Regions from separate parts of the Homo sapiens genome. Here region 2 is linked to region 1. Evidence: chromatin contacts called from ENCODE Hi-C or POLR2A ChIA-PET data. All regions are on one chromosome and are shown on one strand. The core of a region is the stretch at or near the end of the contact, and the rest is flanking DNA. Distances in the headings are between cores, read along the strand shown.

Region 1 (4,045 bases), core at 1,306-3,805:
AATTTTAAAAAGATAAAACAATGTATTATGTACAATAATAAATATATTTGGCACAGTCTGTCTTCCCTAAAAGGTTTTTAGTTATTACAAATCACATTTGTTGTTATAGAGTCTAACAATACAGAAAAAGAGTTGATATCACTTAAATCTCACTACCTTGATTTAGACACTGTTAGCATTTGGCTATGTTTTTGTGCTTTGCTTTATGTACACACACACAGACAGATACTAATTTATTTGAATGTAATCATGTCATATATGTTCTTTTTTTTTTACCATGAACAGTCCTGTAATTTTTTAACTGTTGTTTACTTGTGATTTTTCCTTGTGTCTCTCCTTTTCTTTATTCCTTTATTCTCTGTCCTAAACAACATATATTAATGATACATATGTATAATATATCCACATATATTTAGTACATTATATATAATATAAATTATACATATTTTATATCTGTATATATTATATATACATATAAAAATATGGGGACTGGGCACAGTGGCTCATGTCTATAATCCCAGCACCTTGGGAGGCTGGGGCAGGAGGATCACTTGAGCTTAGGAGTTTAAGACCAGCCTGGGCAACATAGTGAGACGCTGTTTCTACAAAAATAAAAAATTATCCAGGTATGGTGGCATGCACCTGTACTTCCAGCCACTCAGGAGACTACAGCAGGAGGACCACCTAAGCCCAAGGAGTTCAAAGCTGGAGTGAGCTATGATTGTACCGCTGCACTCCACAGCCTGAGTAACAGAGAGACTCCTTGTCTCTAAAAGAAAAAAAAAGGGAGACTTGGTCATGATTTTAAAAACTAACATTATATTATATATATTTTTCTGCATCTGGCTTTTCATCCTTAACTACACATGGCAAAAATCCCCCCCAAGTCAGTTGCTTTAGGTATCAGGTAAGAGCATCCATCTACTTCAATGTAACTCTCCTAAGAGCAAGGACAATGGCATATTTGTTTTCTGTAGCACCTAATATTGCAGCAAGTATAGCACGTACTTAAGAATGAATATGCTGATATTGTCAATAATTTGAAGCCAGGCTATTGAGAATGAAAATATTTGGACTAAGCAATTTGTTATAGTTCAGTTATGCAAAGCACTAAGTGACACAACCCCATGAAGTTGATAATAGTATTACTATTTTCATTTCACACACTAAGACGATGAGGTACATAGACAATAAATAACTCTCCCAAGAGTACAAAACCCGTGCATTGCAAGATAGTGCGTTCAAGTCTCACAAATTCCAACCAAATGTGTTATCCCTTGTATTTTGTGAAGTAAATAGCAACCATGATTAAATCAACATGTCCAACACGTATAAGAGAGTAATTTGATCCTGAGGACTCACACCATGATCTCTGCATGGAGATTTGCGTGCAACTCTCACGGATACGTTTTTCCTCCTTAGAGTCTTTTATGGTGTGTAGTAGACATGGATTTTCACATTCCATTTACAGAGGAGAAGAATAAAAACACAATGAGGTTATTTTATCAAATGACATACAAAAAGTCAGTAAGGGGAAGAGACAAAGAAACCAGTTCTATTAATCCCCAGGCTAGATGTCTGCCTCCAACAAAACCTGAATTCCGGAAAACCTCATTGAGCTTACGTTTTATTATAAAAGCGAATCTCAGCACTTGGTTAATTTATGGCTTTAAGCAGAAGGAAGGGAGGAAATGTGGTGCTTCAGTTGGAGCTGGTGCATAGCTGGGGATGCAGAGCCAAGCTGTGGCTCACCTGAGCTGATGTGCTGCACAGATGGTCTGCATCAGAATCTCCAGGAAAGTGTGCAGAAAAAACAGAGCCTGGGTCCACCCATGGAATCAGAATTGGGGAAAAGAGCCTGGAATTTAAGCGATAGACTCTATGAGCTACACTTTTTAAAGAAAGGGGCTCTCCTTATGTTGCCCAGGTTGGACTTGAACTCCTGGGCTCAAGTGATTCTTCTGCTTCAGTCCTCTGAGTAGTGGGGGTTACAGGTGTGAGCCCCTGCACCCAGCTTCTATGGGGTGTACTTTTAATAATGCCAGGCAACTTTATGCATGCCAACATTTGAGAACAACTGTTGTGCCCTTCAAAGGCACCTCCTGGGCATCTTGGCTTAGTGGGAAAGGCAGCCACTTACTGTGGGTTCTTGGGGAAGTCAGTTAAATCCCCCGATTCTCAGTTTCTATATCCATAAAACAGGGATAATAGCACTTCGGAACACATAGGGCTATTATAAGAATTAAAAGTCATGTATGTAAAGATTCTGGCACCCAGTAATTAACTATAATTGGTATTACACTCAAATTAATCATAGGTGAGGAGGCTTATGAGGATATTTCAGAAAATATGAATCTGATGAACTTTGCGTGGCTCTCAGTGTGGAAAGAATCTTGAAGAAAAAAAGTTAGGAATCCAGTGATGCACAGTGACTAAACCCAAGTAAAGGTCAAGATTTTAACACACTGCACAAAGCAGCATCACTTCCTCCTGACATTCTTTTGGAGCAGATGGTTGGGTAACGTAATGGAAAGCAGACCCAGGCAGAGGCATGGCACGGAGACGACCAGTTGTGAAATACATTCAGATGGGGTGGTACTGTTTAGATAATGGTGGTAAAACTATGTTGAGTCAGGTGCCAAATGGTGAGGCACTGATGCCAAGACAAACTGACAAACTGGAAAACAGCAGCACCAACACAGACCTCTAGGGAAAAGATCAGGATATACCAAATTAGAGAAAAACAGGATCCTTCATAACTTATAGCTTTGTAAATGCATGTGATAGAAAACTTTACATGTTTTCTCAAAAAAGGAAGCAAACAAAAATGGAAAATTAGAGCCAATTCCAATGGTCAACATGGGAAATTTTATCAGGGAAGCTTCTTAGATCTAACTATGGGCAGACCACAATCTCTCTTAGCTTTAGAGACCTCAACTGTGAAATGAAAAACTAATTGTCTCTCCAGGCCTGTTTCAGTGGGAAAACCCTCTGGTTCTATAATAACACAATGAAATGCTGGCTTTAGTCTAATTTAGTCTAAGTCCCATCTGAATTGGGAATTTTAACAAAACAACATTTCAATTAGTAGGGTTTCTATGTTTTGCCTCTTGTTTTATGTTAAATTATGCATTGTTTTTTCATATAAAACCAAGTTAATAGTGGGAGGAAAGTAGCATTACCATTTATTGAGTGCTTAGCTAGGGCAGAGCACTTAGCTAAATTCATTTCAGATGTTATTTAGACCCCACAAGAATCTCAGAAGATAAGTACAATGATGATGCCCATTTTACTTATGAGAAAATTGAGGAGCAGGTTCAAAATCAAGCTGCTAAGGCTCAGAGGAGGTACCGAACCCAAGTCTCAGTCTATGCACAAGTCTATGCACAAGTCTCAGTCTATGCACATTGAGAGAGAGAAGGGGCTGCTCCCTGTTGTTAGATGAGTTTAGAAGGGAAGTTCCTGATTCCTCTGAGAACTGGAGGACCCTGCTTGTCTTAGATTCTGTTTTACATCCACTCCTGTATGTGCTCCACTTTCTATTCCTGGAGTCATCCCCTCGGAGACCCAAAGGCTGACATTACAGCAATGACATGAGCCATCTGTCACTGCATATTTTGGCCACAAACTTTAACTGGAATCCAGAAGGAGGGAAAAAGACCTGACAGGGATTTTGCCGGTGAAGTCCGGGGCAAAGGTCTGAATGACACCACTGATGAGTGACAGCCCCTTCCCTCCTGCAGGGCTTCTGCACACTGAGTTCCCCGAGTTGATTGTGATGATCCTGGAAATATCAGAAAATGATTCCCTCACTGTCGTACTGCTTCACTTTTGTTATCTGGAATCAAAGATAATGTACCTAATGACATAGAGTAAAAAAGAAACAAAACATTTTAAAAGATGTTAGAGACTATTTTCAGTCTGTAGCCAAGACTACAGTACTTAGAAATGTTTTTTATTAACAAAAAGGATAAAATATGCTTATGTTTACATTCCCAAGATTTATTTCTGAAGCAAAGTTTTCTGCTTTGATTAAAGTCCCCCC
Region 2 (3,800 bases), core at 1,053-3,552, 95 kb before region 1:
TTATTGGAGGGAACTAAAGGGAAGAAGAAACTAGGATAATGGAGTGATCACTAAATTAAAATAATAGAAAAGGTAAATTTTAATTGAATGCCAAGCCTTGTGCTAGACACTTTATATATTCCCAACCTTGCCAGGTTGATAAAATAATGATAAACTCCAGAAGAGGAACCAGAAGATGCACAAAAACTTGACAAATATGTGTGGAAATGGTGGCTATTGTAAAATAACTATCCGAGGTCAACATGGTTAAAAAGGCGTCTTGAGTTCTAAGCCACTTAAGAGAAAGACAAGGAATAGGACAGATGGAGATCAAAACACCATACAGTACTTACTACTGATTAAGGCTGGGAGGGATAATAAGGCTTACGATTGCAACAACTGTGAGCTTCCTAATTCTGTATCTCAGAAATAGTCAGACTTATCCATCAATCCCAGCCAGATGACACATGCTTCCTCCTGTGGGGGCCTCCCCTTGTAAAACTTCGAGTGTGGAAGAGAAGATATGAACATCTGCTTTTTATTCTTTTTCTCTTTTTTTGTGACAGACTCTCACTCTGTTTCCCAGGCTGGAATGCCGTGGCACAATTTTGGCTCACTGCAACCTCCACCTCCCAGGTTCAAGTGATTCTCCTGCCTCAGCCTCCTGAGTAGCTGGAACTACAGGCACATGCTACCATGCTAATTTTTATGTTTTTAATAGAGAGTTTCGCCGTGTTGGCCAGGCTGGTCTCGAACTCCTGACCCCAGCTGATCCTCCTGCCTTGGCCTCCCAAAGTGCTGGGATTACAGGTGTTAGCCACTACGCCCGGCCAAACATCTGCTTTATTGTGGCCATTCCTCAAGCAAGGAGAGTATGTCAAGGGCTGGGCTCTGCAAGCCCTACTGACTCTTCTCAAATGTACCAACCAAATAACCGGCTCCTCATTTCCTGAGGCAGAGTGGTAAGGGAGTGAAGAAGCCAGGAGTGTTACACTAAGTGAGGTCTCCAGATAACAAAGAAACATCAGGAGCTGGGAATAAAAACCTTACAGGTGGGAGAATCTAAGTGAAAAGCAGGCTGCTTCACTCTAAAGCCTCCTTTCGTTCAATGATTCTGTTGCTCTCAAAGGAAAACACACCTGAGATTGAGGAGTGGGGAATGGCATTTACTGTATTATTTTATTTTATTGTTTTATTTACGTTTGAGAAGGAGTCTTACTCTGTTCCCCAGGCTAGAGTGCAGTGGTGCGATCTCAGCTCACTGCAACCTCTACCTCCTGGGTTCAAGTGATTCTCCTGCCTCAGCCTCCAAAGTAGCTGGGATTACAGGCACCCACCACCAAACCCAGGTAATTTTTTGTATTTTTAGTACAGATGGGATTTCACCATGTTGGCCAGGCTAGTCTGGAACTCCTGACTTCAAGTAATCTGCCTGCCTCGGTCTCCCAAATTGCTGAGATTACAGGCGTGAGCCACCGCACCTGGCCTATTTTATGTTTTATTTTTAAAATTTCTTCTTTTGTCCTTCCTTCCTTCCTTCCTTCCTTCCTTCCTTCCTTCCTTCCTTCCTTCCTTCCTTCCTTCCTTTTTTCTGAGACAGAGTCTCACTCTGTTACCTAGGCTGTAGTGCACTGGCACGATCTTGGCTCATTGTAGCCTTGACCTCCGAGGCTCAAGCAGTCCTCCTACTTCAGCCTTCCAAAATGTTGAGATTACAAGTGTGAACCACTGTGCCCAGCTGGGAATGGTATTTTAAAAAGTGAGAATTCTTTACCAGGAAGATGCGGATGAAAGAACCACATACTGTCTCAGTAGCATGGTAACTTGACTAGCTGGTACTCAACAAGTGTTCATTGCTAGCAAGATTGAACATTGGAAATGGGCCTGGCTGGTGGCTGGGTCGATGTCCCAAGTAGAGGCTGAATGGTCTACATTTTATATATGGCTTCTCAGTATGCTTCCTCTTTTTTTTTTTTTGAGACGGAGTCTCACTATGTCACCCAGGCTGGAGTGCAATGGTGCAATCTGGGCTCACTGCAACTTTCGCCTCCTGGGTTCAAGCGATTCTCTTGCCTCGGTTTCCCAAGTAGCTGGGATTACAGGCACGCCCCACCACACCCAGCTAATTTTTGTATTCTTAGTAGAGACAGGGTTTCACCATGTTCGCCAGGCTGATCTCAAACTCCTGACCTCAGGTGATCCACCAGCCTCAGCCTCGTAAAGTTTTGGGATTACAGGCGTGAGTCACCGTGCCTGGCCTATGCTTCCTCTTTAATTGTGAATATTTTGTAGCCAGAGGGCATAATGACTAGTTTTCATTTTCTATATACTGATGTCTGTTAGTTTATTTCTTAGGAACATGGCTTAAATTGGCATTTGGACACATTCATGAAAGGAAAAAGGAAATGATAGAGCAGAACCCTTCTGTTTAAACAGGATGTGTAGTCAGGCTAATATTTCCCCTGGTCTAGCCTGCTGTCCAGCCGTGAGTCCCAACGCATCCCATCATCAAAGGTTTGTGCTCCTGGCCCCATAGAAGTTGAGAGCCTCTGCAGTCTCCTGCAGGCCTGCCGTGACAGTGCTGGATTTTGCTCCAGGACTTCCACTTACAATGGCATGCAGAGCAGGCTTACCTCATGGCGAGATCTCAGCAGTTGATTTTTCAATCTACTAAGGCTCAATAGAACACCTCCTTGGCACAGTGAAAATTCTTTAAATTGGACTTTGTTAAAATGTCCCCGGAGGTACATTTTAAAGTTGATATTTTAATTACATACCATTAACTACTGCTGCTTCTTGAGTGCTTTATATTTAGTTCTAAAGATTTTATCCCAACAGATGAAGTTTTACATTTATAGTGGGCTTTGGTTGCTGTTATTATAGTTTAAGGAAAAATGTTTGAATTCTGATATTCTTTGCCAAGAACGCAGAAGATGAACCAGAAGATGCCCAGGAGCTCAGTGAATAAGAGTGGATGAAGATGGGTACGGGAGAAATAGCAAGAAAATGGTTGAATTGACTGAAGCACCAGAAGTCCTAGAACCTTCACATTTCTAAAAAAAAAAATGCTACTCAAAGAGGCCATCATGGTAGCTCACGCCTGCAATCCCAACACTTTGGGAGGCTTTTGACAGAAGGATTGCTTGAGTCCAGAAGTTTGAGACCAGCCTGGGCAAGAGTGAGACCTCATACCTACAAAAAACAAAATTAGCTGGGCGTGATGGTGCATGCCTGTAGTCCTAGCTACTTAGGAGGCTGAGTTGGAAGGATTGCTTGGTCCCAGGAAGTCGAGGCTGCAGTGAGCTGAGATCATGCCACTGCATTCCAGCCTGGGCAACAGAGCAAGGCCCTGTCTCAAACAAACAAACAAACAAACAAACAAAACCTCGAAAAATTCTAGTTTTATTTAGCAAGCCAGAACGGTTTATTTGAGTATATTATCTTACAGTTGAGATGATCAGAAAATTTGAACTTCAACTCAAACCTGAACCTGAACCCAAAGCTGTCGTTTGGTCAAAACTTTTAGATAAAAAGAGAAGAGAAACTATTTTAATATCTCCTCTTGAAGTTGTAAAGACATACGAAATTCTTAGGCCAGGCGCGGTGGCTCATGCCTGTAATCCCAGCATTTTGGGAGGCCGAGGTGGGTGGATCACTTGAGGTCAGGAGTTCAAGACCAGCCTGGCCAACATGGTGAAACCCCGTCTCTACTAAAAATACAAAAAATTAGCCATGTGTTGTGTTAAGCGCCTGTAATCCTAGTTACTGGGAGACTGAGGCAGGAGAATGCTTGAACCCAGGAGGCAGAGGTTGCAGTGAGC

Evidence for each region. Hi-C counts contacts between places; a loop is a spot of excess contacts on that map. ChIA-PET counts read pairs that join two places held with the same protein, here RNA polymerase II (POLR2A). Pooled maps may share reads with other maps.
Region 2: a map of PC-3 shows a loop between it and region 1 (6-fold over the local background). The contact joins two enhancer-like sites. A Hi-C loop is called at or near these places in 3 of 168 maps with a recorded cell type or tissue (A673, PC-3 and endothelial cell of umbilical vein) and 2 of 50 pooled maps. POLR2A ChIA-PET finds 5 or more read pairs at or near these places in 1 of 52 experiments (WTC11).

What each region holds. Positions count from the first base shown.
Region 1 is chr12:25,827,926-25,831,970 of GRCh38, reverse strand. No RefSeq gene overlaps it. Among named protein-coding and RNA genes, the nearest start is that of MIR4302, 44 kb to the left of the region's middle. Within about 2 kb of position 2,555, at least 5 of the 41 ENCODE cell types and tissues checked have a DNase peak (open chromatin) inside an H3K27ac peak, as active enhancers do; they include PC-3 and endothelial cell of umbilical vein, where a contact is called at or near this core.
Region 2 is chr12:25,923,358-25,927,157 of GRCh38, reverse strand. No RefSeq gene overlaps it. Among named protein-coding and RNA genes, the nearest start is that of RASSF8, 33 kb to the left of the region's middle. Within about 2 kb of position 2,302, at least 4 of the 41 ENCODE cell types and tissues checked have a DNase peak (open chromatin) inside an H3K27ac peak, as active enhancers do; they include PC-3 and endothelial cell of umbilical vein, where a contact is called at or near this core.